4 separate regions of the Homo sapiens genome follow, and regions 1, 2 and 4 are each linked to region 3. A link is a loop called in an ENCODE intact Hi-C map of the cell type or tissue named here. Cell type or tissue: endothelial cell of umbilical vein. All regions are shown on one strand.

What was found. A loop is a pair of places that touch in the nucleus more often than their neighbours do. Peaks named below come from ENCODE experiments on the same cell type or tissue, not always from the same donor. Only the 100,000 strongest peaks of a DNase experiment are listed, where the experiment ranks them.
Region 1: a loop joins it to region 3, with 2.3 times the contacts of the local background. A loop is called at or near these places in 2 of 110 quality-filtered maps.
Region 2: a loop joins it to region 3, with 10 times the contacts of the local background. A loop is called at or near these places in 33 of 110 quality-filtered maps.
Region 4: a loop joins it to region 3, with 2.3 times the contacts of the local background. A loop is called at or near these places in 5 of 110 quality-filtered maps.

The regions. Positions count from the first base shown.
Region 1 is chr13:95,976,246-95,984,245 of GRCh38, reverse strand. It overlaps UGGT2 (UDP-glucose glycoprotein glucosyltransferase 2), which reads left to right. Exons shown (of 39, transcript NM_020121.4): 10 at 382-442. Among named protein-coding and RNA genes, the nearest start is that of UGGT2, 73 kb to the left of the region's middle. In endothelial cell of umbilical vein, a CTCF peak has its summit at 3,549 (motif pointing right); a DNase peak (open chromatin) is centred at 3,575.
Region 2 is chr13:95,656,376-95,664,375 of GRCh38, reverse strand. No RefSeq gene overlaps it. Among named protein-coding and RNA genes, the nearest start is that of DZIP1, 16 kb to the right of the region's middle. In endothelial cell of umbilical vein, a CTCF peak has its summit at 3,186 (motif pointing right); a DNase peak (open chromatin) is centred at 3,195; H3K27me3 peaks cover 743 bases.
Region 3 is chr13:95,532,172-95,540,171 of GRCh38, reverse strand. It overlaps CLDN10-AS1 (CLDN10 antisense RNA 1), which reads left to right and starts at 6,262. Exons shown (of 4, transcript NR_046533.1): 1 at 6,262-6,474. It also overlaps a transcript of CLDN10 not described here. RefSeq lists an enhancer at 4,583-4,877. In endothelial cell of umbilical vein, no CTCF peak of the experiment used is centred here; DNase peaks (open chromatin) are centred at 3,321, 4,741 and 6,191; H3K27ac peaks cover 1,354 bases.
Region 4 is chr13:95,599,949-95,607,948 of GRCh38, reverse strand. DZIP1 (DAZ interacting zinc finger protein 1) reads left to right here. Exons shown (of 23, transcript NM_198968.4): 14 at 1,890-1,946. Among named protein-coding and RNA genes, the nearest start is that of DZIP1, 41 kb to the left of the region's middle. RefSeq lists an enhancer at 3,480-3,774. In endothelial cell of umbilical vein, no CTCF peak of the experiment used is centred here; DNase peaks (open chromatin) are centred at 388, 3,548 and 6,508; H3K27ac peaks cover 1,964 bases.

The sequences.
Region 1 (8,000 bases), 440 kb before region 3:
AGGTTAACTAAAAAATTCTTCATGTACGTATATTCATGTACTTATACATTGGTAATTTCATACAAAATTTCTCTATTGGGCAAAATAACGCAAAACAGCTTTTTCAATGAAGTGTTTTCAAAAAATAAGTCATAGTAAATGATGACAATCCATACTGCATACAGCTAGTACACATGAAATTTTGAGAACCTCCATTCCACTTGAACCAAATACTTTTGTCAAATGAAAGCTAAATTAGGCCATATGGAAATGTATACTTTTCAGTCACAAAGGATTTGGAGTTTTTAGCTTCTTATCCAAAGTATTAGATTACATTGGGTTATATAGATCAGTTCTAAACATTTAAGGAAGGATCAATTATATTAGTATTCATTTTTCCAGATCTCTAACCAGAATTGCTGTAAATCAACATATGAGAGAAGAAATAAAGGAAAATCAAAAGGTTTGTTTGAATTCCTTTTTTAAAACATTTACCCAACTAATATCACTGTTTCTGACTTTGGATCTTCAATATTCATACAAAAAAGGAAATAGTAATTTGTGCTTTTTTGATTATTAAAACAGTCTGGGTTCTTCTATTTTTATACTGTGGACTATATGAGCATTTAATCAGCCAATCTTTTCTGACATACCTTCTACTTATTTCACAGTATATTCCAGAATTTCTTCCGAGGTAGTATGGTTTTCTTCATAGGATAAAGAATAAAGGCTGTGAGTTAATTATTCTGTTTCTTGTAATTAGTTTTGCTTAAAAGCTTGTGAAGACTGAGTCAGTGTTAGACCACTGGAACGGTAGAATCCTATAGCAGATAGAATACAATTTATCAGTGGTTTGATAAGATTCTGCCAAATGGTATCTTAAATTATCCATAGACCCCAAATAATTCTAGTTGTGTTAATATTTGTAAAGTGCTTACACCACTGCCTGGCTTTATTACATAGGACCGGTTTGGCTTTAAGTAGTATCATACCAGACTCACAGGGCCCTAAACACTAGGAGTTCATTTTTCTCACTTCTTACCTGTATTTAAAGCCAAAAGAGGCAGGGTGGATGGTACCAACCACATTTATCCTCACTAAAGCCTTCTTGGAACATTTTAGCAGACTGGTTTCTATCTCATTGGTGAGGATTTTGCCATGTGGCCACCTTAGGCTGCGCGGGAAGCTAGAAAAGCTAGTGTTTACTTTTCTAATAACGAAGCAAAGGAGAAGTGGCCTGGGTATGGTGCTAACTTAGCCAGCCAGCAGTGCCCATCATACTGAGACAGAGTGAGCTGTCAACAAATGTCAGCTGTTTTGATGACAACTACAATGATGGTAATGAAGAAAAAGATGCATAGTTCATTGGAGAACAGGTGTTAGGAACCACAACACATCATTCCTACCTGGGACATTCTTTGCCTCATTGACCACCTTACAAATTCCTGTGTATCCTTCAAAACGGATTTGTGGTATTGGTCCATTCTATGATGTTCCTAATTGTTCTTACCATTCTTCATGCAGAATGGATTGTTTTCTTATGACACACAAAGGAGTGGGTTTGGGAGTGGAGGCTTAATACGCAAAAGAAAGAGAAAGGAGAACAGCTCTCTCTCTCTTATGAGAGAGAGGGGCACCTGAATGGGAATTCGGGCTGCCTACAGAGTGCACTGGATTTTACAAATAGGCTTGAGGAGGCGGTGTCTGATTTACATAGGGCCCACAAATTGGTTGGAGCAGGTATGATGTTTTACATAATGCATGGGGAAGGCTGACCACTCCACCCTATTATGCATATGGGCTTTCCACTTGGCTGCTGCCATGTTATCTGCTTCTTACTGTACATGTGGACTGGAAAGAAGGGAAGATGGAGCTGCCGTTTTGAACATGCCTGGTCCCAGGTAACCTGTTCCTACTGGCACAATGCCAGCATTTACCTATGCAAGCTTCTAGCTTGCTTGCCTGTGTCTGCAGCTCGATTTTACAGGCTGTTCTTTGTTAGAAAATAAAATGATTTGGGGGCGGCTTTTCATTAAAAGGAAAACCTTACCGAGGACTCACTATCTGCCTAAATAATTTCTTCCTAACTGCTATATCAGAACCATGCTGGCAACCTGAGTATGCCAGCTTACTCAGGGCCACTATGGCCATCACCTTATCTACCTGTCAGCCATTTGGAATTGGCAGTGAAAGAGTTTTGAAATGAGCTTTGACTGCAGAGCAAGAAATCTTGAATTTAGTAAACTAAATAATCATGACACTGCAGATAGTCTTCTTGATCACCTACTACTTCCAGAGAACACTGAAAAGAGAAAGACAAGGATGATAATGTCTTTCATGTAACTAATCTAGGCTAAATGGGTATTTGGACTAGCAGTCCATGTTACCCACTAGCTCATGAGATGTGGGAGAAGTAATTAAAGAAACTGAAGTTCCAACCTTGGGGAAGAGGGTGGTTGTGATGAGAAGGTAAGAAAATCTTGGACTATTCATTGCAATTGCATTGCACACGGATTGGACACGAGAAAGCCCTGGAAATGTGTTTCTGTTACAGCATCTCATCCATACAAACCGAAAAGTACATTTCCTGCAAAACATGTAAACAAAATGTTCACCGAAAAAAGAAGTAATAATGGTCTTTTTTTCTTCTTCTTCTCATGCTGCAGTTTATTTACACCAGGTCAATTGCTCTGGTGTAAATTACACTTTTTAAGGATTTACTTAAGAAATTTGAAGGATTTTCCTCTGGGTCTGGGACTAAACTAAAACAAAAGTGTCTTTTTTTTTTTTTTTTTTTTTTTTTGAGACGGAGTCTCGCTCTGTCGCCCAGGCTGGAGTGCAGTGGCGCGACCTCGGCTCACTGCAAGCTCCGCCTCCCGGGTTCACGCCATTCTCCTGCCTCAGCCTCCCGAGTAGCCGGGACCACAGGCGCGCGCCACCACGCCCGGCTAATTTTTTGTATTTTTAGTAGAGGCGGGGTTTCACCGCGTTAGCCAGGATGGTCTCGATCTCCTGACCTCATGATCCGCCCGCCTCTGCCTCCCAAAGTGCTGGGATTACAGGCGTGAGCCACCGCGCCCGGCCAACAAAAGTGTCTTAAGCATAATTTTTCTCACTTGGGGGTACTGCAGAGCTCCTGGCTTTACTTAAGGAGATAAAGAGGATATGACCTTCGAGTAGAGGAGATAAGAAACATTTAGTTTAAAATAAATACATAAATAAAAGAAACATCCTGCCCACAAATATAAAAGGAAACAGGAAGAATCTTTGAGATGGAGTCTTGCTCTGTCACCCAGGCTGGAGTGCAGTGGCATGATCTTGGCTCACTGCAGCCTCTGCCTCCCGGGTTCCAGCAATTCTCCTGCCTCAGCCTCCTTGGGTAGCTGGGATTACAGGTACACGCCACCACACCCGGCTAATTTTTGTATTTTTAGTAGAGACAGGGTTTCGCCATGTTGGCCAGGCTGGTCACGAACTCCTGACCTCAGGTAATCTGCCCCGCCTTGGCCTCCCAAGAATCTTGATTCCAAAGCGACATCCAGCTCTGAAGAGCACACACTGTGGATGCTGGGCTGCTCCATCTTCCCACTAGAGGGCGCAAAGGCTTTAGTTAAAAACCAAGCCAAACCCAAACCATCTACTTTGATCAGTTGTTTGTTTTAATTTCAGTAGGTTTTTTGGGAACAGATGGTGTTTAGTTACATCAATAAGTTATTTAGTGGTGATTTCTGAGATTTTGGTGCACCCATCACCTGAACAGTGTACCTGGTACCCAATGTGTAGTCTTTGATCTCTTGCCACCCCCCGCCCTTTCCCCCGAGTCCCCAAAGTCCAATGTATCATTCTTATGTCTTTGCATCCTCAAAGCTTAGCTCCCACATATGAGTGAGAACATATGATGTTTGGTTTTCCATTCCTGAGTTACTTCAGTTAGAATGATAGTCTTCGATTCCATCCAGGTTGCACAAATGCCATTTCATTCCTTTTTATGGCTGAGTAGTATTCCGTGGTATGTATAGGGTATTTGGGCTGATTCCATATTTTTGCAATTGCATATTGTTCTGCTATAAACATGCATATGCAAGTATCTTTTTCATATAATGACTTCCCCCCCACCCCTCTGGGCAGTTACCTAGTAGTGGGATTGCTAGATCAAATGGTAGATCTGCTTTTACGAATCTCCACATTGTTTTCCATAGTGATTGTACTAGTTTACATTCCCACCAACATTGTAAAAGTGTTCCCTTTTCACCACATCCGTGCCAACATCTGTTACTTTTTGGTTTTTTAAATTATACCCATTCTTGTAGGAGTGAGGTGGTATTGCATTGTGGTTTTGATTTGCATTTCTCTGATACTTAGTGATGTTGAGCATTTTTCCATATGCTTGTTGCCCACTTGTATATCTTCTTTTGAGAATTGTCTAATTCATGTTCTTAGCCCACTTTTTGATGGGATTTTTTTTTCTTGCTGATTTGAGTTCTGTGTAGATTCTGGATATTAGTCCTTTTTCGGATGTGTAGATTGTGAAGATTTTCTCCCACTCTGGGCTGTCTGCTAACTCTGCTGTCCTTTTTAATTTAAGGTCTTTAAATACATAATAACAATCTTTCCTTACTCATAATAAGAAGAATACAGATCAGAATTAAACTGAGAAAGAAAGATTTCAAAAAGTTGGCAGGGCATTCTGTAAGCAAGTCTGTATTTTTTTTTTTTTTGCGTAAGAGACCAGGGGAAATGAGAATATATATTTACCTATTCTAGTTTTTGCATGAAGAAATACTAGAGGATGGAGAAGAAACTTTGGGAGAAAATTTTGCCTATAAGAGCCAGGGATGAAACGGGTGAAGGGTGCCAGGATTGGCATAATTCTTCTAGTGTAGCTTTTTATATAGTTTTTGACTTGGGACTCAAGCAAAGATTATTCAAAAACTATGACTATGCTCAAGTTGTATAACTGAATTTGAGTTTGGTTTTATTTAGGAGACAACTGCTTTAACTCCAAAGTACAGCAAATTTCCTTTGGAAGTTCATAATTGTTGTTAATTTGCTGTGAGTGGCCAGAATCTGCTTTTGGTGATTTTAAATTGTCAACCCAACATACGTCTTTGTTGTTTATTGCAAGAATTGTTATAGTCCATGACATTTTTTATTTGCTTCAAAATAAAATGAGGATATGATCAGGTGGTCAGGTAACTTTTTATGATTCAGCAGAGTGGAACAAATAATTTCAATTACATAATTGCTTAATGAACCAAATGCAGATACTTGAATTAACTAAAATGCAGATATTCAAATAAAGGATTGCACCTTACCCAAATAAAAGTTGATGTTGCTTCTAATTATTTCTAACTACTTTGTGTGAGAATTATACAGAGTTCTGGAGACATTACCTATATTAGAACATCATCTCTCAAAACTACATCTGTAAATCATACTTTTTAAGTCTTATCTTGTCTTATTCCTTATTCTGAAAATGACAACATTTCTATTAAGATTTATATCTGATTTGACTTCAAATTTTAATCGTAAAGAATGAAACTAGACCCCCATCTCTCACCATATACGAAAATCAAATCAATAGGGGTTAAAGACTTAAATGTGAGACCTGAAACTGTGAAACTGCTAGAAGAAAACATTGGGGAAATGCTTTAGGACATTGGTCTATGCAAAAATTTCTTGAGTAAGAACTGAAAAGCACAGGCAACCAAAGCAATTTGGACAAATGGGATCATATCAAGATAAAAATGTTCTGTACAGAGAAGGAAGCAGTCAACAAAGTGAAGAGAAAATCTACAGAATGGGACAGAGTATTTTCAGATTATTCAACAGTCAAGGGATTGATAACCAGAATATATAAGGAGCTCAAACAACAGCAAAACAATGAATAATCTAATTTTAAAATAGGCAAAAAATTTGAATAGGCATTTCTCAAAAGAAGGCATACAGATGGCCAACAGTGATGCTCACCATCACTAATCGTCAGGGAAATGCAAATCAAAACCACAATGAGATAGTGTCTCACGTGTTAAAATGACTTTTTTCTTTTTTGTAAGTTTGCTCTTTTTTTAATTTTAATTTTACTTTAAGTTCTGGGATACATATGCAGAACATGCGGGTTTGTTACGTAGGTACACTTGTGCCATGGTGGTTTGCTGCCCCTATCAACCCATCATCTAGGTTTTGAGCCCTGCATACTTTAGGTATTTGTCCTAATGCTCTCTCTCCCCTTGCCCCCTACCCCCTGGCAGGCCACATGTGTCCATGTGTTCTCATTGTTCATCTCCCACTTATGAGTGAGAACATGCAGTGTTTCACTTTCTGTTCCTATGTTAGTTTGCTGAGAATGATGGCTTCTAGCTTCATCCATGTCCCTGCAAAGGACATGAACTCATTCTTTTCTATGACTGCATAGTATTCCATGGTGTACATGTGCCACATTTTCTTTATCCAGTCTATCATTGATGAGCATTTGGGTTGGTTCCAAGTCTTTGCTGTTGTAAATAATGCTGCAATAAACATACGTGTGCATTTGTCTTTATGGTAGAATGATTTATAATCCTTTGGGTATATACCCACTAATGGGACTGCTGGGTCAAATGGTATTTCTGGTTCTAGATTCTTGAGGAATCGACACTGTCTTCTACAATGGTTTAACTAATTTAAATTCCCATCAATAGTGTAAAAGCATTCCTGTTTCTCCACATCCTCTCCAGCATCTGTTGTTTCCTGACTTTTTAATGATCACCATTCTAACTGGCATGAGATGGTATCTCATTGTGGTTTTGATTTGCATTTCTCTAGTGATAATGAACTTTTTTTCTTATGTTTGTTGGCTGCATAGATGTCCTCTTTTGAGAAGTGTCTGTTCATATCCTTCGCCCACTTTCTGATGGAGTTGTTTGTTTTTTCTTGTAAATTTGTTTAAGTTCCTTGTAGATTCTGGATATTAGACCTTTGTCAGATGGGTAGATTGCAAAGACTTTCTCCCATTCTGTAGGTTGCCTGTTCACTCTGATGATAGTTTCTTTTGCTGTGCAGAAGCTCTGTAGTTTGATTAGATCCCATTAGTCAATTTTGGCTTTTGTTGGAATTGCTTTTTGGTATTTTAGTCATGAAGTCTTTGCCCATGCCTGTGTCCTGAATGATATTGCCTAAGTTTTCTTCTAGGATTTTTATGGTTTTAGGTTTTACATGTAAGTCTTTAATCTATCTTGAGTTAGTTTTTGTATAAGGTGTAAGGAAGGGGTCCAGTTTCTGTTTTCTGCATATGGCTAGCCAGTTTTCCTAGCACCATTTATTAAATAGGGAATCCTTTCCTCATTGCTTGTTTTTGTCAGGTTTGTCGAAGATCAGATGGTTGTAGATGTGTGGTGTTGTTTCTGAGACCTCTGTTTTCTTCCTTTGATCTATGTATCTGTTTTGGTACCAGTACCATGCGGTTTTAGTTACTGTAGCCTTGTAGTATAGTTTGAAGTCAGCGTGATGCCTCCAGCTATGTTGTTTTTGCTTTGGATTGTCTTGGCTATACGGGCTCTTTTCTGGTTCCATATGAAATTTAAAGTAGTTTTTTCTAATTCTGTGAAGAAAGTTGATGGTAGCTTGATGGGAATAGCATTGAATCCATAAATTACTTTGGACAGTATGGAAAATGGCTTTTTTCTAAAACAAAAAAAATAACAGATTCTGGGAAGGATACAGAGAAAGGGGAACCCTTGTGCACTGTTGGTGGGAATGTACATTAGTAAAGCCACAATGGAAAACAGTAGTATAGAGGTTCACAAAAAAAATGAAAAATAGAATTACCATATGATCCAGGAATCCCACTGCTGGATATATACCCAAAAGTAAGGAAATTAGTATATCAAAGAGATATCTGCACTGCCATGTTTATTAAAACACTATTCACAATAGCTAAAATATGGATTCAAGCTAGGTGTCCATTAATGGATGGGTGGATAAAGGAAATTTGGTACATAGACACAATGGAATATTATTTAGTCATAAAAAAGAAATCCTGT
Region 2 (8,000 bases), 120 kb before region 3:
TGATTCCTGGTGCCAAAAAGGTTGGAGACCTAAATCACAAATGCAAAGTCTTTGAAATAGAAACAAACTTAAGTGTGGTTTAGGAATAGAGTTTTACAATGTAATCTGGGGACAGTTGTGTAACATGATGTCAGGAGGTAGGCAGCAACCAGATCGTGTAGTGCCTTTAAAGCTGTTAAAAGGGGGTTTTAATCTTATTCTATTGAAAATGGGAAGCCACCAGAGAGTTTTAAGCAAAGGGCTAACAGATTTAGGGTTGTTTTTTTTTTCCTTTTTTTCCTAACAAAGAAAACTGCAGGCCCAGTTTATTGCAATGGAAAATTCTAACATTTTTATTTAGGAAGAATTAATACAAATCCAACATATACTTTTAAGGAAGAATGGATACAAATCCTACATAAACTTTTCCATAAGCAGAAGATAAATTGTTTGCCAACTTATTTTATGAGTTCAGTATTACCTCAATACTAAAACCAGTCAAGGACATTACAAGAAAACTACAGATCACTATACCTCATGAACCTATTTTCAAAAATCCTTAACAAATATTATCAAATCAAACCCAGCAATACATTAAAATGATAACACCTCAGGATCAAGTGGGATTTATCACAGGAATATAAGGCCAGGTTTTTTTAATTTTAAGTTTTTGTGGGTATATCAGATTTAGTTTTAAAGGTATCATTCTGGCTGCTGTATGAAAAATGGATTGTAGAAGGATAAGCAGTGTGCCCAGTTAGGAGTTAGGGGGCTATTGCAGTGTGCCCAGTTAGGAGTTAGGGTAAAAGATGATGATGTCTCAAATTATGTGGTGGTAACAGCAGAGATGGAAGTGGAGAGAAGCAAACAGATTTGGTATGTATTATGATGGTAATAAATGGGATAGATGGGGGTGGGAACAAGTGAGGAATCAGAAATAATTCCTAGATTTGGTCCAAGTAACTAACTGGTGTCATTTCCTGACATGAGGAGGTGTAAAGAAGGACAGAGGAGCTCTTTTGGAGGATGAAAATTAAGTTCCTTTTTAGTCATGTTATACTTGAAATGCCTCTTGGATATCAAAGTAGATATGTCAAAAAGACAACTGGATTTTTTTGTCTTTCTTTCTTTCTCTTTCTTCTTTTTCATCTTTTTTTTTTTTTTTTAATGGAGATGAGTCTCGCTCTGTCACCCAGGCTGGAGTGCAGGGGCGCAATCTCAGCTCACTGCAACCTCTGCCAGGGTTCCAGCAATTCTCTTACCTCAGCCTCCCCAATAGCTGGGATTACAGGTGCACACCACCACGCCTGGCTAATTTTTTGTATTTTAGTAGAGGCGGGGTTTCACTATGTTGCCCAGGCTGGTCTCAAACTCCTGAGTTCAGGCAATCCACCCACCTCGGCCTCCCAAAGTGCTAGGATTACAGGTGTGAGACACCGCACCCGGCTGACAACTGGATTTTTGAGTGTGGAGTTCAGAGAACAGAATGGGCTGGAACTATGAAGTTGGGAGTCATGTGATTGGATGAGATTGCTGGAAGAGAATGTGTGAAGAATGCCCAGGACAGAGCCCTGAGATATCACACATTTGAAAGTATACTGAGGGAGGAGGAGACTGCAGAGTTGGCCAAAATGTAGCAGGGAAACCAGGAGAGTGCAGCACCATAGAATATAAGAAGAAAGCAGTTCAAGAAGGAGGAGTGAATGAGTGTGTTAGTCCGTTCTTGCATAGCTATAAAGAAATACCTTAGACTGGCTAATTTATGTACAAAACAAGTTTAATTGACTCATGGTGTATTAGTCCATTTTCACACTGCTGATAAAGACATACTCAAGACTGGGCAATTTACAAAAGAAGACTTACAGTTTCACGTGGCTGGGGAGGCCTCACAATCATGACAGAAGGTGAAAGGCAAGGAGGAGCAAGTCACATCTTATGTGGATGGCGGCAGGCAAGAAGAGAGGTTGTGCTGAGAAACTCCCATTTTTAAAACCATCAGATCTCCTGAGACCCTTTCACTATCACAGGGACGGCACCGAAAAGACCCGCCTCCATGATTCAGTCATCTCCCACTGGGTCCCTCCCACAACATGTGGGAATTATGGGAGCTATAAGATGAGATTTGGTTGGGACACAGAGCCAAACCATATCACATGGCTTCACAGGCTGTACAGGAAGCATGATGCTGGCATCTTCTCGGCTTTTGGGGAGATCTCAGGAAACTTGCAATCATGGTGGAAGGCAAAGGGGGAGCCAGCACTTCACATGGTCAGAGCAGGAGGAATAGGGAGGGGGGGAAGTGCTACACACTTTTAAACAACCAGATCTTGTGAGAACTCTATCATGAGTACAGCGCTAGGAGGATGGTGCTAAACTACTTCCTATGGGAGAAACCCACTCCCATGATCCAATCACCTCCCACCAGAGCCTGCTTCCAACACTGGGGATTACAATTCGACGTGAGATTTGGGTGGGGACACAGATCCAAACCATATCACTGAGTAAGACTGAGTAAGATGAGAATTAAGCATTGACCTCTGGGTCGGTGACCTCGATAGAGCAGTTTTAGGGGAGGACTGAGAAGAAAAGTCAAATAAGAGTTGATAGAAGACTAAATGAGAGGTGATAAATTGCACACAGCAAATACAACTCAAGAAGTATTTTTAACAACTGTACATTCAAAATTGGTTAATATAGTAAATTTTTTCTATTTTTACCATAAAATTTTAAAAATTGTAGTAGAAAATAGCAAAATAGTGATAACTGTGTGTTGGCAAATTTTCATAATAAAGTAATAAAGTTGTGTTGTTGTTGTTGTTTGTTATTTAAAAGAGTATTGCCTGAAAGGCAGCAAGCAGTGGGGCTCTACTCAGGGAAGGGTGAAGGTCAAGAAAAGGTTTTTTTTTTAAATTTTTTAATGGTAAGAGATTAGATAGTATATTTGACAATGGCAATGATCAATAGGGAACCTTAGTGTTGCAGTATGAAGACAATAACTTTGAGAAAAGTCTTTGAGAAGTGGAAATGCAATATAATCCAGAGAATATTGGAGCTCACTTTTAAGGATTATCCATCTAGTCCCAGCCAGAGCAATGACTCCAGACCTCTTGTTCAAGCTATTTCTATAGCTACAGCACAAAAGTAAAAAAAAAAAAAAAAAAAAAAAAAGAACATAGACAATGCAAAATGCATATCTATAACCACCAGGGGTCACTGAAGGCCAATTCTGCTTTTGGATTAGGAGAAACCTAAACAGATAGTTTTAAAAATAGGAATGTCATAGTTAATTTCATGAAATTACTGAATCATGTAATTCAAATGCTATAGATTTTGTTTCCTTGTTCTTAAAATAATAATACCATAATGAAATGCATAGTTTTGAGAACATAGAAAATATACAAAAAATAAATTTTAATAGAAAAGACCACTTTGTTGTAAATTGCTAAACAGCTAGAAGCTAATCCAGAAATCAGAAAACAAAATTTATTTCACTACCATACCACTTAACCTAACTTTAGCACGTAAATTTTCTCTTAAATTGGTGACTCCATTTCTTCATGTTTTAAGTGTAACAAACCATACTGAAAACAGATACTAAAACTAGAGGAAAATATCATTAAAGTTTTATATGCTGTTATGGAAAAAACTAAATAAAGGATACTGATAAATCAGATTTCTCCAGGGATTATGCTGCTTTTCCTAGTGGAGTAAATAATGCTTTATTTTATCAGCTTATCTTCATTCAGTTAATTATAAAAGTATAGCCTAAAATATTTTTGACAGCTATTTAGGCTCTGGAAGGATCAACTGGCAAGAGGGCACAAAAGATTCGCTTGTTGGACCTCTATTACAAATTCATAGCAATATGTCAACTAAAATGAGAAAACAAACAAAAGGACCTAGCTAGAGTCTAAGCCAAGATAAATATTTCTATAGACTAGAAACAGAAACAAACAAACAACAACAACAACAACAACAAAACACGTTAGTCTCGTGCAAGCAGAAGCCCCGGGAAAGCTGGCCTATGACTTAGATCTAGAAAGGCACCAAAAGTAATTATGTTCTCCTTTCTGCTTGACACCATCACCAGCACAGCCGTATTATGGCTGCTTGTTTACATGGAATTGTAGAAACCTAGGAAGGGGGAATCAACCTGCTCTTGACTGGTTCTGTAGTATCAGCCTGGAAGCACCATTATAAGATAGGAAAGAGTGAGTACAGAGAGAAAGAAAAGTGGGAAAACAAAAATGAAAATAAACAAAAACATACCTTTCAACTCAAAATGATACTGCAAAATAACATTTCAAAACATATCAAGAATGCTAATGCTAAGAAAGACAGGCAGCAAACCAGTTGAACCTGAACTCACTAAGATGAAATTAATTATATAGACTAAGGATGCTGACAGACATAGATAAAGAAATAACATCTGTAAATACAAGAAAGAAGTATGGAACAAAGCCTGTATAAACACACTAAGAACAGGTAGATGTAAAAAATAATTAACATCCTAGGGCTGCCATAGTAAATTACCACAAACAGAGTTTAGATAAATTTATTGTCTCATAGTTCTGGAAACTAGAAGTCCAAAATCAAGATACTGATAGGCTCTGGAAAAAGAAAACCCTTCATTGTCTCTTCCTAGTTTCAGGTGGTTCCTGACAATCCTTGGCATTCTTTAGCTTGTAGCTGCATCACTCTAATCTCTTTTTCCATCTTTGCATGATGTTCTTCCTAATGTGTCTGTCTGTGTGTTCTCTCTTTTTCTGATAAGAATACCAGTCACTAGATTTAGGGCCTACCTAATGCAGTATGATCTCCTCACAGTCCTTAACTGAGTACATCTACAAAGGCCCTATTTCCAGATAAAGCCACATACTGATGTTCTGGGTGGACATGAATGAGAGAAGGGGAAAATACTATTCTACCCACTGCAATAATTAGTAAATAATCTTGGAAATTTAAAAAGTTAGTCCCTAAAATTCAGAAAAAATATTTAAAAGAACCTAATTGTTGGGATAAATGCTAAAACACAAAGTGAGAGAATAATTGGAAGACATTTGTTTTTAACATACCACTATTAAAAACTCTTTAGACCAAGTTCATACAAAAATGTTAGTAAGAATTAGAATATCCTTAGAGAGTCCTAGAAAATTTGAACCAAAATTTAATAAGTTTCTCTAATACTTTATCTAACAGTTATATGTGTAGATAAGGAAAGAGAGATGATAATCATCTGCCTAGGAAATAGGAAACATTTTTTTTTCCAGTACTTATGGAACACTTACAAAATCTACCAAATACTAGTTCACAGAGAATTTTTACAAAATTCTAAGAATGGTTATTATATGTTCTATCTTCTTTGACCATAATGCATAAATTGGAAGTCAACAATAATCAAATTCTTCCAAGACAAAGTATGGAAAGTAAAAATGTATTTCTGGCCAAGTGTGGCAGCTCAAGCCTGTAATCCCAGCACTTTGGGAGGCCGAGGTGGGTGGATCACCTGAGGTCAGGAGTTTGAGACAAGCCTGGCCAAGATGACGAAATCCTGTCTCTACTAAAAATACAAAAATTAGCTGGGCATAGTGGCACATGCCTGTAATTCCAGCTACTCAGGAGACTGAGGCAGGAGAATCACTTGAACCTGGGAGGCAGAGGTTGTAGTGAGCCGATGTCATGTCACTGCACTCCAGCCTGGGTGACAGAGTGAGACTGTCTCAAATAAATAATGTATTTCTAAATTACTCATAACAAAGACATAATTCTCCCAAAAATCCCAAATTATGCAAAACTAGATGATAATGAAGATGCTGCATTATCATAATTTGTAGAATGCATCCAAAGCAGTACATAGAGGAAAACTCAGAGCCTTAAATGCTTTCATTTAAAAACCAAAATAAGGAAGAAGGAGGAAAACAAACAAATTATGAATTCATCTCAAGATGCTAGAAACACTACAGAACAAGAGTGAAAAAGCAGAAGGGAATAAATAATAAAAAACGAGCAGAAATTACTGATTGGGGGTAGGAAGATATGAAGCATCTAAACCATGAAAGCTAGATATGAAGCAACTAAACCAAAAAGCTAGTTACTGACAGAAATTATAAAATAGACAAAAATGGCCAGGTGCAGTGATTCACGCCTGTAATCCCAGCACTTTGGGAGGCTGAAGCGGGCAGATACCTGAGGCCAAGAGTTCGAGACCAGCCTGGCCAACATGGTGAGACCGTGTCTTTACTAAAAATAGAAAAATTTAGCAGGGCTTGGTGGCACCCGCCTGTAGTCCCAGCTACTTGGGAGGCTGAGGCAGGAGAATCCCTTGAACCCTGGAGGTGGAGGTTGCAGTGAGCCAAGATATTGCCACTGTACTCCAGCCTGGATGACAGAACGAGACTATTGCCACTGCACTCCAGCCTGGACGACAGAACGAGACTCTGTCTCAAAAAATAAAATAAAATAGACAAAAATGTAGCAAGCTTAAAAAAGAGAAAAGGCATATATTAGAATTTAAAAGGGGTATACAGCTACAAATATGGTAGAGATGTTTTAATTTATAAGACATTAAATGTCTTTATGCCGATAAATTTTAAAATGGAGAGGAAAAGAAAAATAGAGTGCCTGGATAAACCAATAGCTATTTTAAAAAATGAGTAATTATACATATTATTTAAAAAACCACTTGGCCCAGACGGATTTGTAAGCCCTATCTTATATAATGTATTTCAGAGAATTTTAAAAAAGAGGAAAATCTCACCAACTCATGTTATAAAGTTTGATGCTACAACTGAAAAAAAAGAAAAATTTTCACCAAATTATGCGAATAAAGTAATCTTAAATAGAATATTTCCAAATCAAACTCAGCAGCGAAAAAGAGGATGAAGATAACCAAGAAGACGTTATCCAGGAATACAAGGATAGATTGATATCAAAACACCTTTTAATGAAACATATCAAATTAACAAGTAGATGAAAAAATAATCATTCCAACAGATTCGATACAGCCTTAGATCAAATACAGCACTCATTCATGTTTAAAAGAAAGAAATCTCAGCAAAAGGTGGAAGGAAACTACTTTAACTTGGTAAATGGTATTTATCCAAATTTCTATTTTGAGGATGGCTGTGTCAAGTTGTCACTGCCCACAGGTTCATAAACTGTCATTTAATAGAAACTAGCATGAGGCTGAGAAAGTTTCCCTGACAAGGCTTTATTGGGGCTTATGCTCCAGCACAAGAGATACAGTACAGGAAGAAGAAATTCTCCGAGGGGCTCCCCGAGGGCAGGTCTTTTTGGTGCTTTAAGAAGGGTGACATGAATAAGCATGAGGTATGTGAACGTCATTGCATGTGCAGGGTTAAGCATGCAGGGTGTGCAGGCACAGTGAGAAATCATGTTAGTACATACATTGCATGATCAAAAAAATGGTGGATAAGCCCCTCCTTGGGCAGAGATTTTAGTATTATAATGAGGATCAGTCATTTTTCTGGTCTTGTGTGCATGCCATGGATAGGGTTAAGTGTCTTGAGTAAGATTTATGGTGGAATGCTGCTTATCTTAGTTTCTTCAAGATCTCCCAGTCAGAGGTTATAATGCCAGTGGAGGTGGTGGTGCAAAGTCTGGTAGTCGGCAGATATGGAAAAGAAAAATGTGTTAGTGGGGATGTGGGCTGAGCCTCATCCTATTCTGTCTCAAAGTCAGCATTTCTCACTTTCTTTCTTGGAAATTACCCAAAGCAACAATATAATGAAAAGGGGGAAAGCAAATTACAAAATATAGGAAAGTGTTGAAACTCAAATCCCAAAGTAAATAGGAGGGATGACAAACAGTAGAGGAATCAGAAGAGAATGCCTGCTACTGCACACCTCAAAAAAATGTGGCAAGATACTCCTCCAAGATTAGAGACATATCCTGTGGTGCAAAACCCAAATACCGTGTTTGCAACAAGAACGATGATATGTGCTGGTTGGTGACAGAAGCTACTCAGACACTTTGGTTCCAAGAGGCAAAAGATATGGGCC
Region 3 (8,000 bases):
TGCACCACCATGCCCGGCTAATTTTTGTATTTTTAGTAGAGACGGGATTTCATCATATTGGCCAGGCTGGTCTTGAACTCCTGACCTCAGGTGATCCACCCACCTCGGCCTCCCAAAGTGCTGGAATTACAGGCGTGAGCCACCGCGCCTGGCCACGTCAGGCTAATTTTTATATTTTTGGCAGAGAAGGGGCTTCACCATGTTGCCCAGGCTGGTCTTGAACTCCTGACTTTAGGTGATCTGCCCACCTCGACCTCCCAAAGTGCTGATATTACAGGCGTGAGCCACCTTGCCCAGCCAAAAGTAAACATGTGTTAAAGGGTCAAGATTATCTTTTGAAAGCTGAATAAAATACTGTACTCTATGGGATGTTGCAAATTTCTATAGAAACAGAATTATAACTATGGGAGCTGAAAATAATGAGTGCCTTCTTCATTCCACAGTTTTTCTAAAAAAAAGGAATATGTAAGTGTTCTCAGGACAATATTCTGGAAAGGTAGAAAATACAGTTTCAATAAGAAATAAAGCCATCTTGTAATTAACTTTTTATTACTAACTTACCTTTGTATATTATTCAAGCCCTTAAATAATGCAACAACTTTCTTCCAGCTGCTCTTTTCTAATTGACTCCTTTAAAATTTTTATTATAAAGTCAGATTCATCTTCTAAGCAAATTAATTCAGAACGTGAATGTTACTCCAATGAATATAGCAAACCTCTTAGTCATGTACCAACTAAAAAATGATCATTTGAGAGAAGGCATATTGAAACAATACTGTATTCCCACATGTCTCAATATAAATACTGAAGGTGAAAACAGATTCACAATCCAATTGTAATGCCAGCATCCTCACTTTTTCTTCTGTGTTGTTTTAAGAGTCCAGTGACTTTGGTTCCTTTGTACCCTCTACTTTTACATTGCTATCCTCAAACATTTGATCTGGTTTCTATTCTTGGAGAGCAATAAAATGTTTTAGAAATGTAACAAAGTTCAGCTGGGCACGGTGGCTCACGCCTGTAATCCCAGCACTTTGGGAGGCCAAGGTGGGTGGATCACCTGAGGTCGGGAGTTCAAGGGCAGCCTGGCCAACATGGTGAAACCCCATCTCTACAAAAATACAAAAATTAGCCAGGTATGATGGCGGGTGCCTGTAAACCCAGCTACTCGGGAGGCTGAGGCCAGAGAATCACTTGAACCCAGGAGGCGGTGGTTGCAGTGAGCCGAGATTGTGCCACTGCACTCCAGCCTGAGCGACAGAGCGAGACTCCATCTCAAAAAAAGAGAGAAATGTTACAAAGTTCAGCATTATCAAACAACTTGAGTACTTAAAAATCGCCTTCTCTGTGGAGTCTACAGGAATGGAATCTAAGGCATTAGGGTTGTTGCCATAAGCGGGTACAGCAGGACAACGGTGTTGGCTATAGCAATAGGCAGAGGAAGAGGAGGAGTCATGGCCTCAGAAATTCAGAAAAGAAAATGTGATCCAGGCTCTACCCTATAGAAGAAGAGATCAGATCTTATGGTCAGGAAAGGAGGAAGCTGGCCAAGATGCAGCGTGAGGATTTCAGAGCGAACACACACATTGACCTTGCAGCTGCATGGGGTGCGTGATGAAGGCAGGTTTGGCCACTGACAAGAGGAAATCAATATGATGAATCAATTGATATCACTCTATCATCACATATGGAGAGGAGGTATGAATGCTTGTTGGTAATTCATAGAAACAGTTTGTTGGCTGGGTGTGGTGGCTCATGCCTGTAATCTCAGCACTTTGGGAGTCCAAGGTGGGTGGATCATGAGGTCAGGGGTTCAAGACCAGCCTGGCCAATATAGTGAAACCCTGTCTCTACAAAAAATACAAAAAAACTAGCCAGGCGTGGTGGTGGGCGCCTGTAAGGTGCCAGCTACTCTGGAGGCTGAGGCAGGAGAATCGCCTCAACCCAGGAAGCAGAGGTTGCAGTGAGCCAAGATTGTGCCATTGCATGTCTCAAAAAAAAAAAAAAAAAAAAAAAAAAAAGAAATAAACAGTTTGTCAATGGGTCACAGATTTGTAATCAAATGAAAGCTGGAAATAATGCTTGGCTCTTGTTGTCATGTTGGTTCTCTACCAAAAATTTCTGCAGATCTTCTTGGCAACGTTGTTTTAGACTGGTGCATAAAAAGGGCTATGAATTTAGCTCTGCATTTGCCCTCATTTAGTGCTGTTTGTATGTTGCCACTGAAGGATGTAGTTTTGGGTTCTAGTTGATAGCCACCAGTGCTTATCAATTGGCAGATAAAGTTTCAGGGATTCTCTACTTATAATTGGTTTCACTTTTAGGGGCTGGAAGCCAATCCAAATTACCCCGGTGAGTGTTTGTTACTCGTGGGTGAGTGTTCATGGCTACCGCACCCCAGCAAATTACCAGGCAGGTAGTTATGATGGAAAACCTGGAATTTGGAATTCAAGCCAGTTACAGAAGCAAGAATAAGCACAGGACTTCAAATTTGGAAATGCCATTCTGTGGAGTGAAGTGGTACCCTAATTTATATATTTCAAGTAAAGAATTTGGTTAAATGAATTTCTGTTAAGTAAGGGAAACTTGTGGTATATTACTACCATTGAAAAAATGGTTTCGTCTTTGCACTTCCTTCCATTTGCATAGTTCATATTTATGACACCCAATTCTACTTCAGCACCTTTTTGGCATATCATCCCCATCAGAAAACGTACACAAATTATGGTGGGACTCAAGCTACAGTAATAGCTGAGACCAGAATTCACTTGATCCCCTCTGTTCGCAATTCATACTGCCTCCTGTACGCAAGAAGAGCCGTGCATACTGGGTATTCATTGAATTATGAATGTTTCCAGCTCTGGCAACAAAACAAATAACCAACAACCCCCCCAAAACTGATTAGCTATTAACCAACCCCACACAAAGTCTGAACTATATTAACTTCATTAGGCATTCTTTAATCTGTGGTAGAATGGAAATACATCCTAAAATTAGAAGATTGTAAACAGAGAGGTTTTCTTTTCCCCCACTTAATGTTTAATTTTAAAATATTCTATCTTAATTTGATATGGCTACCCAGAATAGAAAAAATGTTAGCTTCAACTTACTTCTTTACTTCAGCAAGCCTTAGCTCTGCTCTGAAACTCTTCTAAAGAAGCAAAAGGCTCTTAATTAGCACACACACAACAGGACAGGATTCACATGCACATGCTGCAGGAATAGTGTTTCTGCATTAACTTACAGCAGCTGTGAAATTTAAATACCACTAGCAGCAAAGACATTTTGTAAAATACCGCACTATATTTCATGAGAAATTTGCGCCCTCTTTTGGATAAAGATTGTTAAGACATTTCAATATGAACTTTTTTTTAAAAAGGCATGCAGTTTTTAAAAAATAAACAGTTTTATTGTAAGGACCGTGGGAAAGGACGAGAAAGAACAGGTGTGAGGACATTGCAAAGCCAGTATTAACAGAACTAGAAGGTGAAGATTTTGTAACTGCAACGCATAGATGGCACTATGAAGCGCCTTGAATTAGGAATCTATCGTTTTCTTTTAATCAAGATGTGTTGAGAAATTGTGACAATCATTACAAAGTAATGATTTTTAGGACCAATTTTCTCTAGAAAACAGTAGCCAAAGCTCATCTTCCTCTTGAGGCTGTAAGTTTTGTATGGTTAAGGATAAATTGTCCCTTGGATGATTTTTCTTTTTTCTTTTTTTGAGACAGAGTCTTGCTCTGTCGCCTGGGCTGGAGTGCAGTGGCGTGATCTCGGCTTACTGCAACCTCCACCTCCTGGGTTCAAGCGATTCTCTTGCCTCAGCCTCCAGAGGAGCTGGGATTGCAGGTGTATGTCACCATGCTAGCTAATTTTTGTATTTTTAGTAGAGATGGAGTTTCACCATGTGACTAGGTTGGTCTTGAACTCCTGACCTCAGGTGATCTTTCTGCTTAGATGAAGCAGATATTAAGGACTTTTTTTTTTTTCAAATTTAGGAAAATACACAAATGTATTTAAAGATATCTTGAGAGACATTTAAAACATATTCTTCATTTTTCTTCTTTAACTGACCATCTCAATAGACTTGTCTATTACAGTATCACAGTCTCTCTGTCCACCACCCATCTACTTCTCCATCCACTGCCATCTTTCCTACCTTTCCCTTTCCACTGAAACACCATAGGCAAAAGTGACAAGTGGTTTTGTGCTACCTGACTTAGTGAACAGTCCCCATTCTTTATCTTGTTTGTTTTCTCTGCACCTTTTTCATAGTTGCTCAGTTCCTTCTTTGTGAAATACTTTATTCTTTCGGCTTCCATAGCCCCATTCTTGCCTAGATTTCTCTGCCTGTTCCACGATTCGTCTCCATGTCTCCTCATGGGCTGGTATCTCCAGCATTCTGTACTTGGCACTTACCCCTTTTCACATCACAGTCTTTCCCTGAACCAACTGGTGGCTCCATAATGGGATTCCCTGACCCAGAATCAGTTCTTCTGATGTCCCATGTGCCTATGGGACATCTTCTCCTTTCTCCTGGTGGCTCGCAGGTATGGAGACCTCAATTATGTCTACAACTAAACCTCTCACCCCCACCTCCCCCGCAGCTCCCTTCTGTATTTTCTCCACTGAACCATGAACCATATTTGTTTGTCTACCCACTCAGTCTGCCAAGCAAGTTATGAGTGTTCCTGAGTCATCTTGGATGGCGCTCTTCCCTCTGTACTCCTCATCACTCAATCTTGTTGACACTCTTTCTGAACTGCCATGAGTCATTCTCACCTCTCCAGGCCCACACTACTCTTCCCAGTTTAGACCCTCATCACCTCTTCCATCCACTAGCCTGACTGGTCTTCCTGCCCCAGGGCTCACCCCTTCTAATATGACTCCCCAGCTGATTTTCCTAAAAGATAAGCCTGATTGTTTCTTTACCCCTTTAAAACCCTTCACGGGCTCCTCATTACTTGCAGAATGAAATCTGTGTATCTTATCATGACACAAAAGGTATCCTAGGATCTTCAGCCCATCACCTGCCATGCTGCACCTTGGAATACTCTGCTGGATCATAGCAAGCATGCATGGCAGTGTTCTTCCACCCAGGATGCCTTTTTTGCTTAATTAGCCTGGAGAATTCCTTTTAATTACTTTTTAAAAAAACTCTTTCCTCCCCCAATAGACCAGGCCTGAGAGTCACTCTCTCATTCTTGGTGGCGTGCTTCCATTGTTGCATTTACTGCGCAGAATTGGAGTTTGTATCCATGTCCCTGCTGAGCTGTGAGCGCTTTGAGAATAAACACAGATTCTTATTCATCCTCACTGTTGTTGTTATATTATAACCATGATTGGCTACCGTTTATTGAATGCCAGGAGAAAAAAAACCCTGAAGTTTGGAGATATTAGGAAAATTGCTCAAAGATGTATTGCCATTTAGAGGCAGAGTTATAATTTAATCCCCTTTTTTTAAATGATCCAAAACACATGTTCTTATCAAAATGATGCACTACAACTTAGAGGTTTCCTGGTAATACTCCTACTAGTAGTAGTTATTATAACTATCACTGTGAATCATGCATTATACTAAATTCTTTATATAACAATCAGTTTCTGAAGATGGAGAATTGATTTTTTTTTGAATTTTTAACGGTTTGATATAAAAAGTTATTTTTAAAAATGTAAAATAACAAAAGATATTTACTAAAGATATTCATACATTTGACAGGAGTATAGTTAAGCTTAGGTGGACCAGATGACCCACAATATCCCTTACCACATAAGATTTTATAATTCTACAAATATTTTTCCTCTTTTGATTTTAACAAATCTTTTCTTAAATTTATTTTATTAACATATCGTCCTGGCAGTAGCTTCATATGGTTATAACCATGTTTTCTTCTTCTTTTTCTTTCCTATTTGAAGGAAAAAAAAGACACCCAATGCTTTCTGTGTGTTTTCATATGTAACCTTCTACATAGCAGATGCTGCTAAATTGCTGGGGATATAATGAGAATTAAAAAGGAAATACAATTCTTTTTCTCATGGAGCTGAAAATCTAGTAGGGGAGACACACATTACCCAAACGATCCCTCAGTGACCATGTAATTATAAACTGAATCAAATGCTCTCTAATAAAGGACTACTGTACTCTGAAACTGTATAACAAAGAACGTGATCTCTGCTCTGGGTCAGGGAGCATGTCCCTGAGGAAATGGGCGGGGGCTGAGGCTTGGTGAGTGAGGCGGAATACTCAAGCCTGGTGCCGGGGAGGAGAGCCTGGCAGACAGAGCTCTGGGTAGAGTCTGGGTAGAGGGACCTGTGGTGGGAGAAAGAGAGAAGATCAGAGTGGAGGGGAGAAGCAGGGTTGGGGCCTTGAAGGTACTGCTGAGCATGTGGGTCCTTATCCTTACCCTGCATTGCCCGCAGGCCTGACCTTTGCTTCATTCTTCATGGCTGCCAAGTGAGAGTGTGGCCCCTGCAGGTAAGATCTAACTAAGTCTTGGATGTCTCTGTATCTCACCGGGTAGGCAGATAGTAAAAGCTCAATAAATACTTCCTAATTTATTTGACCTACAGGTTTTCCCCTCCACCTTCTTATACCTGTACAATTACTAGAAGAGACTCAAGATACCAGCGTGATTTATTTTTTAATGGATTGAACAAATTAGTTATTTATTATCAAATAGTCCCATTGGAAAACAATTCTGTGAAATGTATTAGGGGAGTGTTATATCTAAAGATTATTGAAAACTGGTTCTTTCTTCTAAAAATCTACTTTTGTTTTCCCCAACATTTTCTCATAAAACTTTATAAAATATATAGCAATGTTGAATTTTACAGTAAACACCCCATATATCATACCCAACACCTACATTCTACCATAAACATTTTATTTGCTTTGCTCTCTCGCTCTGTCTCTCTTCTTCCCCCTCTCCCTCCCTCTATCAATCTTTTTTTTTTTTTTGGAATATTTAAAAATAAATTGCAGGCCTCAGTACAATTTCTCCTAAATCCTTCAGCAAGCATATCACTAGCTAGATATTAATATTTAGTTTTTCTTTTGATGTAAAAATTACATACAATGAAATTTATAAATCTTAAGTGTACATTCACTAACTTTTGACAAATGCATACATCTGTGTAAATGAAACAAACACTATCTTTCTAGAAAGTTCTCTCATACTCCTTCCCAGTCGATCCCACTCCCCCCGTTTTTCTTGTGTTTTCCACAGTAGACTAGTTTTATCTATTCTAGAACTTTATCTAGATACAATCAAACAGCATGTACTCTTTTGTATAAGGCTTCTTTCAGTATGTTTTAAGACTCATCTATGTTGTTGCACATATAAGCAGTTCATGTCTTCTTTTTTTTTTTTTTTTTTTTTTGCTGAATTGAGTTCCAGTATCTGAAGCTATCACAGTTTGTTTATCCATTTTTCTGCAGATTAACATGTGAGCTATTCCCAGTTTTGGGCAAATAAAGCTGCTATGAACATTCTTGTACAAGTTTTTTTGTGAACATGTTATCATGGGTAAATATCTAGGATCAGAATTACTGGGTGGGAGGGTAAGTGTATGTTTAGTTTTATAAGAAATTACCTCACCATTTTTCAAAGTGTACTATTTTATATTCCCACTAACCATGTGTGAAACTTGCAGGTACTCTACATTCTTGCCAACGTTAGATGTTATCAGTCTCTTGTTTTAGCCATTCTTGTAGGTATTCAATGATATCTTATTGTGATTTTAATTTTTATTTCCCTGATAACTTCATGATGCTGAGCACTTTTTCATGTGCTTATTGCCCATTCAAATACCTTCTTTTGTGAAGTGCCTGTCCAAATTTTTTGCTCCTTTTCTATTGAGTTGTTTCTTTGTTTTTGTAAGAGCTGTTTCTATACCAGGCTGTTATCAGATACATTCTTAGTGAATATGTTCTCTCAGTGTATGGCTTGCCTATTTTCTCAAAGGCATCTTTTGATGAGCAGAAGTTTTAAATGTTGATGA
Region 4 (8,000 bases), 68 kb before region 3:
ATCAGACCTATAGCCAGTAAAATGAAGATTTGTAATGTCTAATATAAAGCAGATATGGTCAAACCTGTTGATTCCACCTGTCTATACCCTTGGTGATTTAGACACTAGTCAGTCATTTACTGATTTACTACCCTTTCATAATAAGGGAATGAATTCTGTAGTTTAGAGAAAAGACCAAATTGTGATCAATTTTAATAGCATCAGATCTTTTGATTCTGTAAGCTGGAAAAATATCTAGATCAGGAATAGTTAGTATTCTGTATTTTTTTTTTTCTTGTAAAAAGTCAGACAGTGATTTACATTAGGCTTCACAGGCTAGATGATCTATTTTGCAACTACTCACCTCTGCCATTGTAGTGCAAAATCAGCCATAGACAACACGTAAGTGAAGGAGCTTGGCTGTATTCCAATAAAAACAGGCAGTGGACTGGGTATGTCTCATGGGCTATAGTTTGCCAAAACTTGATCTAGATTATACAAGTTGCAAATGGGTACAAAGGCAGTATTTCCAGAGTTTGTTAGCAATTTACAAATAGGAATTGAACACTTTCACTAGAAGCCATTGTGAAGATAAAAAATGCATACCTATAGAAGTAGCTGATGGCCGGGTATGGTGGCTCATGCCTGTAATCCTAGCACTTTGGGAGACCAAGGCAGGTGGATCACTTGAGGTCACCAGTTTGAGACCAGCCTAGCCAACATGGTGAAACCCTGTCTCTACTAAAAATACAAAAATTAGCTGAGCATGGTGCCGCATGCCTGTAGTCCCAGTTACTCAGGAGGCTGAGGCAGGAGAGTTGCTTGAGCCCAGGAGGCAAAGGTTGTAGTGAGCTGAGATCATGCCACTGCACTCCACCCTGGGCGACGGGAGTAAAACTGTGTTTTTTAAAAAAAAATAAAATAAAAAAGTAGCTGAGGTTTGTGGCCAGTATTTTTTAGGGTAAGATTAGAATTAAAAGTCTGTCTTGATAAAAGAAAGAAGCGGTAAACTAATAGACCATACTGTTTAGTGAAAACAAACTGGATAAATAAATAGTCCAGAGAGGACTTTCAGATAAGAATTGTCAAATATTGGAAGAAGGCCGTGGAATCTAATTTTCTGTAGAAATTTAAATTAGAGAGGATTGAGTCTTACTTAAGTTAGGTAAACCTCTTTCCACAGGCTGTGCCTAAATTAATACCTTCACATAATGTCTTCCAGCCCAGTGATTAGAGTACTTTTTAAAACTGGTTTATTTTGCATGAATGTTCATTGCAGCATTATTCATAACAGCTAAACAGTGGAAACAACTTATATGTCCATCACCTAATGAAAAGGTAAATAAAATGTGGTCAGTTTATAACACAGAATGTTATTTGCCCATAAAAATACATACTGATATTTATATACATGCTACAGCATGGATGAACCTTGATAACACTGTGCTAAGTGAGCAAAACCAGACGCAAGGGACCACATACTGTATGATTGCATTTACTATATGAAATGTCAAGAATAGGCAAATTCATAGAGATGGATAGTAGATTAATTGTTGTCTGGGGATAGGGAAGGGGCAGAAATGAGGTGTGATGGGTATGGGGCATGGGTATTTTGAGGGAGGTGATGAAGCAAATGTTCGAGAATTAGACAGTGGTTGTGTTTGCACAGCCCTGTGAATATGCTAAAAACCCACTGAATTGTATATTTTTAAAAGGGGAACATATCTCCATAAAGCTGTTATGAATATAAGTTTATGTTAGTTGTGTAATATCTTTGTCACTTGAAATATTTGTTCCTTATGGTCTGTATGTATCTTGACTAGTTTGCGGCATATTTGGCTACCATCATGTTCGGATGCTTATGCTTTAATTATGGAACCTCTGAGTTTTTCCTTTTTATGCTGTTTCAGTGAATGCCCCAGCCCTGCACACTTTGGAAACTAAATCAAGTCTGCCAATGGTGCATGGTAAGTTTCAGTAATAGTCTCAGCGTTTTATGTGCAGTTGCCACCCTGAGTTGGATAACTTATTAACCAAAAGTGATTATGTGGAGGTAATTAATAATAAAACAGGAAACATTTTAGTGATTGCAAAACAGTTATTAAAACTGCAGTCTTCATGTGTAATATTGTTGTAAACTGGACATACCTCCCAAAGTCTTAAAGTATAAAAGGTGTATATAGGTATAAAAGGTTGCCAGACTCACAAGTAGAGATTTTAACTTTGGGTAGTGTCTTGATTATTTATGATTTTTGTGGAAAGTAGTAGGTGTTGGGTAAGAATGAGGGTGACCTGCTACCAGACCAGCCAACCAGCACATGCCACAGGGCGTATGTGGTTGTTTTTATAACTTTCAATGTGGCAGCAAGTCACCTTTTCTAAACAAACAGTTTGAATGACTGGTTGGGAAAATCTAGAAAAGACATGTGATGGAAACTAAAGGAAATAGGTAGGAACCACTGGGTGAAATCATTACCAGGGTTCAGTTCTTGGACCAGATCAAAAGGGTGATAATTGTTATTAACATGATCCAATAGATGGGCTGAATATTTGTAGCCGTATTTCACTTTTTATACAGTTAAAGTGCTTACAGTTTTTATAGTATGTTCTTTAATGTGATGTTTTCCTGTGCTCTGTTGGATATTACAAATGAATTAAGACGGGAGAAGGGCCATCTTTTTCCAGTCTCACATACAGTTGCTCTGGAATCCAAGGATTATTTCACTCTTTCATTTTTGGTCTTTTAAAAAGATTACACTTAAATCCATGATCTAACTGGTCAGTATGGTGGCACTTTTTGTCTTCATAGATATTGTGATCTGTATACCATGAACTTTAGTAATAATCCTTTTTACTCATCACTGACTCTTGAAGTGTTTATTGCACCTTATTTTTTTCCCGAAGATCATTTCAGGTGGGTCAGTTGTCTTGAGTATGTGATCACAATACGTAATGTGTAAATTCTCCACATATTGATCTTCTTATTTACAAGTGTTCAGAGCATGCAGTTTTTTCCTTTAGACCAGTAACAGATAAAAGCACACTGGACATAAATAAATTTGCTTTAATATTGAATATATAAGAAAAGTATCTAGCAATCATTCTGTATTCATATTATTTTATGTCAGGTCTAAAATCTCTCTGTTGCGTCCCTTTGTAAAGCATTGCTGGCCATTTCTCTTTTGTACTTCAACAGTGTATTTTAGTTTCTTTTACTTCCCCACCCCTCCACTTTGTTATTGTTAGCTTTCTGTATGACATCACACAAGGTTCCTAGTTTCTTTGTCATATATTTTTGTTGCTAACTAAAGGACACCCTGGTAGGTACATTAAAGCTGTCTGGGGTTGATTCAAGGGTCCGGACAAATCGATCATTTCTAAAGCATGTGTTCATGGGGACCCTACCCTCACTAGCCCAGAGCTGCATGAATCAGTCATGCCCCCTTCCTGGCATCTGCTGGGATTGAAATGCTAGTTTTAAATGCCAGCCAGACCTGGCACAGGGCCTACAGCCCTTGGATGGGGATCAAAGCTTATTTGTGAGCATCTCAGTGGGCAGGAGCTAGGAAGAGACTTGGCCAGGGCCCGCCAACGTCCCCCACCCCGTCAGGCCAGCTTCCCCAGGGCGGCAGGGGCAGGGCAGGTTAGTCATGGATTGCGTAATGTTTATTCGCCTGTTCACTCTCTGTCCTTTGTTCCATCTCGAAGCTTGATGAGGTTCTTTACCATGAAAAATCTCACAATTTCTTACCATTGTAGGTCGGGTCCCCTGGGAAACAGACTGATGCGGAAGTTTACAGGTGGGAGGTGGGGGTGCCCTTGGACAGCACCTGTGAGAGAAGCAGGGTTGGGCGAAGGGAACGTTGAACCTAGACGCAGCCACAGTGGAGGCCTCAGCCAGCCCTGCTTCAGAGCTGCAGAGCTGGGATGAGTGCTCTGGCTTGTCCTCCACTGAGGCAGGGGTGGGCCATTGCCCCTTGCACTGATTTGTCATCTGATGGGGGCTGCCCCAAAGAGAGGGTGAGCTAAAGCAGCCTGGAAGGGACTCCACTGTGAGCTGCTAGGAGCCAACATTGCCAGCACGTTTGTCCTGGGAGGATCTAGGTAAAATGGGAACCCTGATGGCTCCCTGCTTTCAACTCTGCTACACAAGCTAAACGGTACAGGCAGTAGGTTCTGATCCTAAGGCAGTTGATAGGATGAAACACGGGTTCTGGAGAAGATAAACAATCATGCTTGATTCCCATCCCCAGTATGCATTTTTTTTCTGGACAAACCTCAAATAAATTTTTGTAGTATTTTCACCACTGGAGACCACTTTGCTCTTTGCTCATGGAGTAGTGACTAAATGGTGGTATTAGGATGCCCAGAAAATAAAGTATACTTTGTTGCTGTTAAACTGACCCATACACCAATTGCTTAGGTTGCCTGGGCTGATAATGTGGCCCACTTTTAGAGCGACGAGTGCAGTGAGGATGCAAAATAACCGCTTTTCCCAAAGTCTGTGGGCACCTGCTAGGTTCTATCTACATGTAAAGCCCTCCTTTAATTTGGTCTATAAATTGTGAGGGGCTTATGTATGCATGACTTTAATTGTATATAGCTACAGTGAGGACCACAAAAACTGGAAACTCTTTTTTTTTTTTTTTTTTTTTTTTTTTTTGAGACTGGGCATTTCTCTGTCGCCCAGGCTGGAATGTGGTGATATGATCATAGCTCACTGCAGCCTCAACTTTCTGGGCTCAAGTGATCCTCCCACGTAGTTGAGACTGCAGGGGTGCACCACCATACCTGACTAATTTTTTGATTTATTATATAGACGGCATTTCATTATGTTGCCCAGGCTGGTTTCAAACACCTGGACTCAAATGATCCTCCCACCTCAGCCTTCCAAAGTGCTAGGACCACAGGTGTGAGCCCACCGCTCCCACTTAGAAACATTTTTATTAGACTTTACAATTATTATTATGTTTTGTTCTCAAAGCAAGTATTCTACATCTTGAAATACTGAAAATTAACACAAGCAATAGTTTATTGTCCAATACATGACAGGTGGTATGCTCTAGACTTCTGGTGTATTGTGTCTCTTGATGGAAAGAAAGATGGCTTCCCCCTCTGGACACCACTGGCCCAAATAGTGTTGCAGAAGTGGGATGGGGACTGTTGAAAGGAAGTCTCAGTTCAGTGGGATTCCACCCTCTAAAGGAGAGTGGGCCTGATCCCTGTCAGGTGACCATGCTTATGTGCAGTCACAAGGGGAAATGTTTGGATGTGCCAACAGGATCTCCTGGACATACATCCTGGAAAAGCTCAGGAGAGTCTTCAGTGAACATGTCTTTGACAGGAGTTAACATGCCACATGTAGTTATCTGTTTCTCCAGCGGTGTTCCGCCACTCTTGCCTTCCTTCCTTCACTGACCACTGGGTAATGACAACTGTGGACCACTCCTGCATGACAGAGATATAGAAATGAATCAGAAACGAAGCCTGTCCCCACGGAACTTACAGCTTATAAAGGAGACCACATGCTTATAATTATGGTGCAAGGTGAGAGCCACTGAGAAATGAAATGGGTATCCAGGCAGGGGAGAGATTTCCTCCATTTGGGAGACTCTGGGAAGACTTCCTGGCGTAGCTGACATTTGGCCATTTGAGCCGAGTAGGAGGTGAATATGTCGGGATGGCATCCTAGGCAAAGCAAACAGTAAGAAGGAAAAGGTGGCAGGAAAGCACTAGATGTGAATTAGCAGTTTAGAGTAATTACTTGGCCATGCATAGAGAAGAGGAGATGTGAGGGAAGTGAGGTTGGTTGAGGGCGTTCATGGCAGCTGTTGAGTGCCAGGCTGCAGCTGTCCAGGGTCGTTCTTGGGGCAGTTTGTAGCCGCTGAGTGTTCCTGAGGCTGGGTGTGCAGAATTGGAGAGCTGGGCTATGGGAGGCTTGGCCTGACCAGAGCGTCTCCAAAGCTCCCCATCTGAGATGGGGAGACCAGTTGTGGGTGTGGGTGATCCTACACTTGAGATTCCTCCCCGGGAGTCTGCTTTGTGGTGATGAGACTGGAGAAAGAGTGGACAGACCAGCGGTTTGGTGGAGTTGGCAGAAAGGCTGAGCAGGTGACTGGGGACCAGGGCCAGGACCAAGGAAAGTCAGAGCACAGTGAACTCTGATAATGGGTGGACAGCGGTGGCATTTGGAGAAGTCAGAAAGACAAGCCCAGTGAGTGCCAGTAGGCAGGCATCATCACTTTGTGGACAAGTCCCCAGACTTTGGAAGCAGGCAGTCCGGATTCACAGCCCACCCCTAAGCTGTGGGCTTAGGGGCTTTGCCTGCCAAGTGCAGAGAACAGCTGTGGCTACTGCAGTGGCCTTTGTGATGGTCCAGAAAGGTACAAGCCACTGAGTAAGCTCTGGCCAGTGTTGGCTTCTAAGGTAGGCACGATGAAGTCCAGCCAAAGTCAGCTAGGGGCAAAAGGGCAGGGCTAGTTAGAGGACCAAGATCCTTTCTTCTGGAGACAATGGCAGGAAACTGACAAGGATTTTTTTGAAAGCCTCCCACAAGTTCATGGGAGACTCAGACCTCTGAGTGTTTTGACTGTCACCCTGCATCTCAGCTCAGGACAGGATCTGGGACGTTTGAAGTCTAGACTGGTGGCTTACAAAGCACAAGCAGGGCAGGTCCTTCCCTCCTGATGTGGGACATCAGCCTGCTTGTTTTGGGAGCTGGGGTTTGGCCAGCCTCACTTCCCCAGCCCTTGTTATGGGAGCCACGTTCAGGAGTCTCCCCTTCTACCAGAACTCTTCCTCTGTACACAGAGGGAAACACATCAGAACCTGGCAGTTTATCCTGACTCTAGAGAAATAAGTCATAGGAGTATCCCTGTTATAAAATAATAAATATGTGTGAGATTATTTCATGAAAGTTTTATTAAAAGTTTCCTTGTGACCTTATTTTGATCACAAGTAAATAAAATACAGTGTGACTTTTTAAAATCTGAAATTAGTTATCCTCCTTAAATCTGTTTTCAGCAGTTCAAACTAGTAATATAGCCTATTTGTATAATTTTTAAAAATCTTGATGCTCTATAACAAATTTGAAAAGCATATTTTTGGTGGTCAGCAGTTGTGGTACCTGCTGGACTTAAATGCTTCTTCATGGCTATGTCCACACTTCAGCAGTTAGGTGATTTTACTCAGTCATAGGCTGTATTCCAGAAGTTAACTTGAAAGTAGTTTAAGATGCGTTTCTCCCATACAGCCAATGTTACATACATTGACTAGGTTGCTGGCTAAGCTGTAAGAACCTATTTATATATACCTAAGCCTGTCTGTCTGTCTGTCTGTCTATCTATCTATCTATCTATCTATCTATCTATCTATCTATCATCTATCTATCTATCTCTATCATCTCTCTCTCTCTCTATCATTTGTCTATCTGAAATAGAGTACTAGAAATACTTTAATGAATAAAAAACCAGACCCTTTAAAGTAAGAAGCATTAAATCTGAGATACCACACATGTGGATCCCTGCCCAGCCTCCTGGTGAGCACTCGGTAACTGTTGGCCATTTTTACCCTGGCTCATCACCCACTCCCAGGTCTGGTGGTAGAATGAAATGACCTCCCCCTTGGAGGTAAAAGTGGAGAGCTGGTGGGGGGAAGTGCACTGTATCAGTCTCCAAGATGAAGGTGAGTGAACCATGCACCAACTTTGCTGGTTGCATTTCATCCCATATCTAATGCCTGACCACCATCATTAAACCTTCACCTAAAACCTGACCTTCACCATGAAGGAAATTTCCTTCAGTTGGTAGGATAGGGCTTGGTTTTATACCTGCTGCTGGCAGGCTTCCTTGTGTATGCATATAACATTTCTCTGGGAATAGTCACCCAAAGACCTCATCTCCCCTGAGTGCGGTTGCCATTCTGGGGTGAGATTGGGAAGAGTCCTTCCTCATCTGCCCAGCTGTGGGGCTAGGGCATTCTCCAGCCCCAGAACTAGGTCGTGAAATGCATCCATGCAGGTG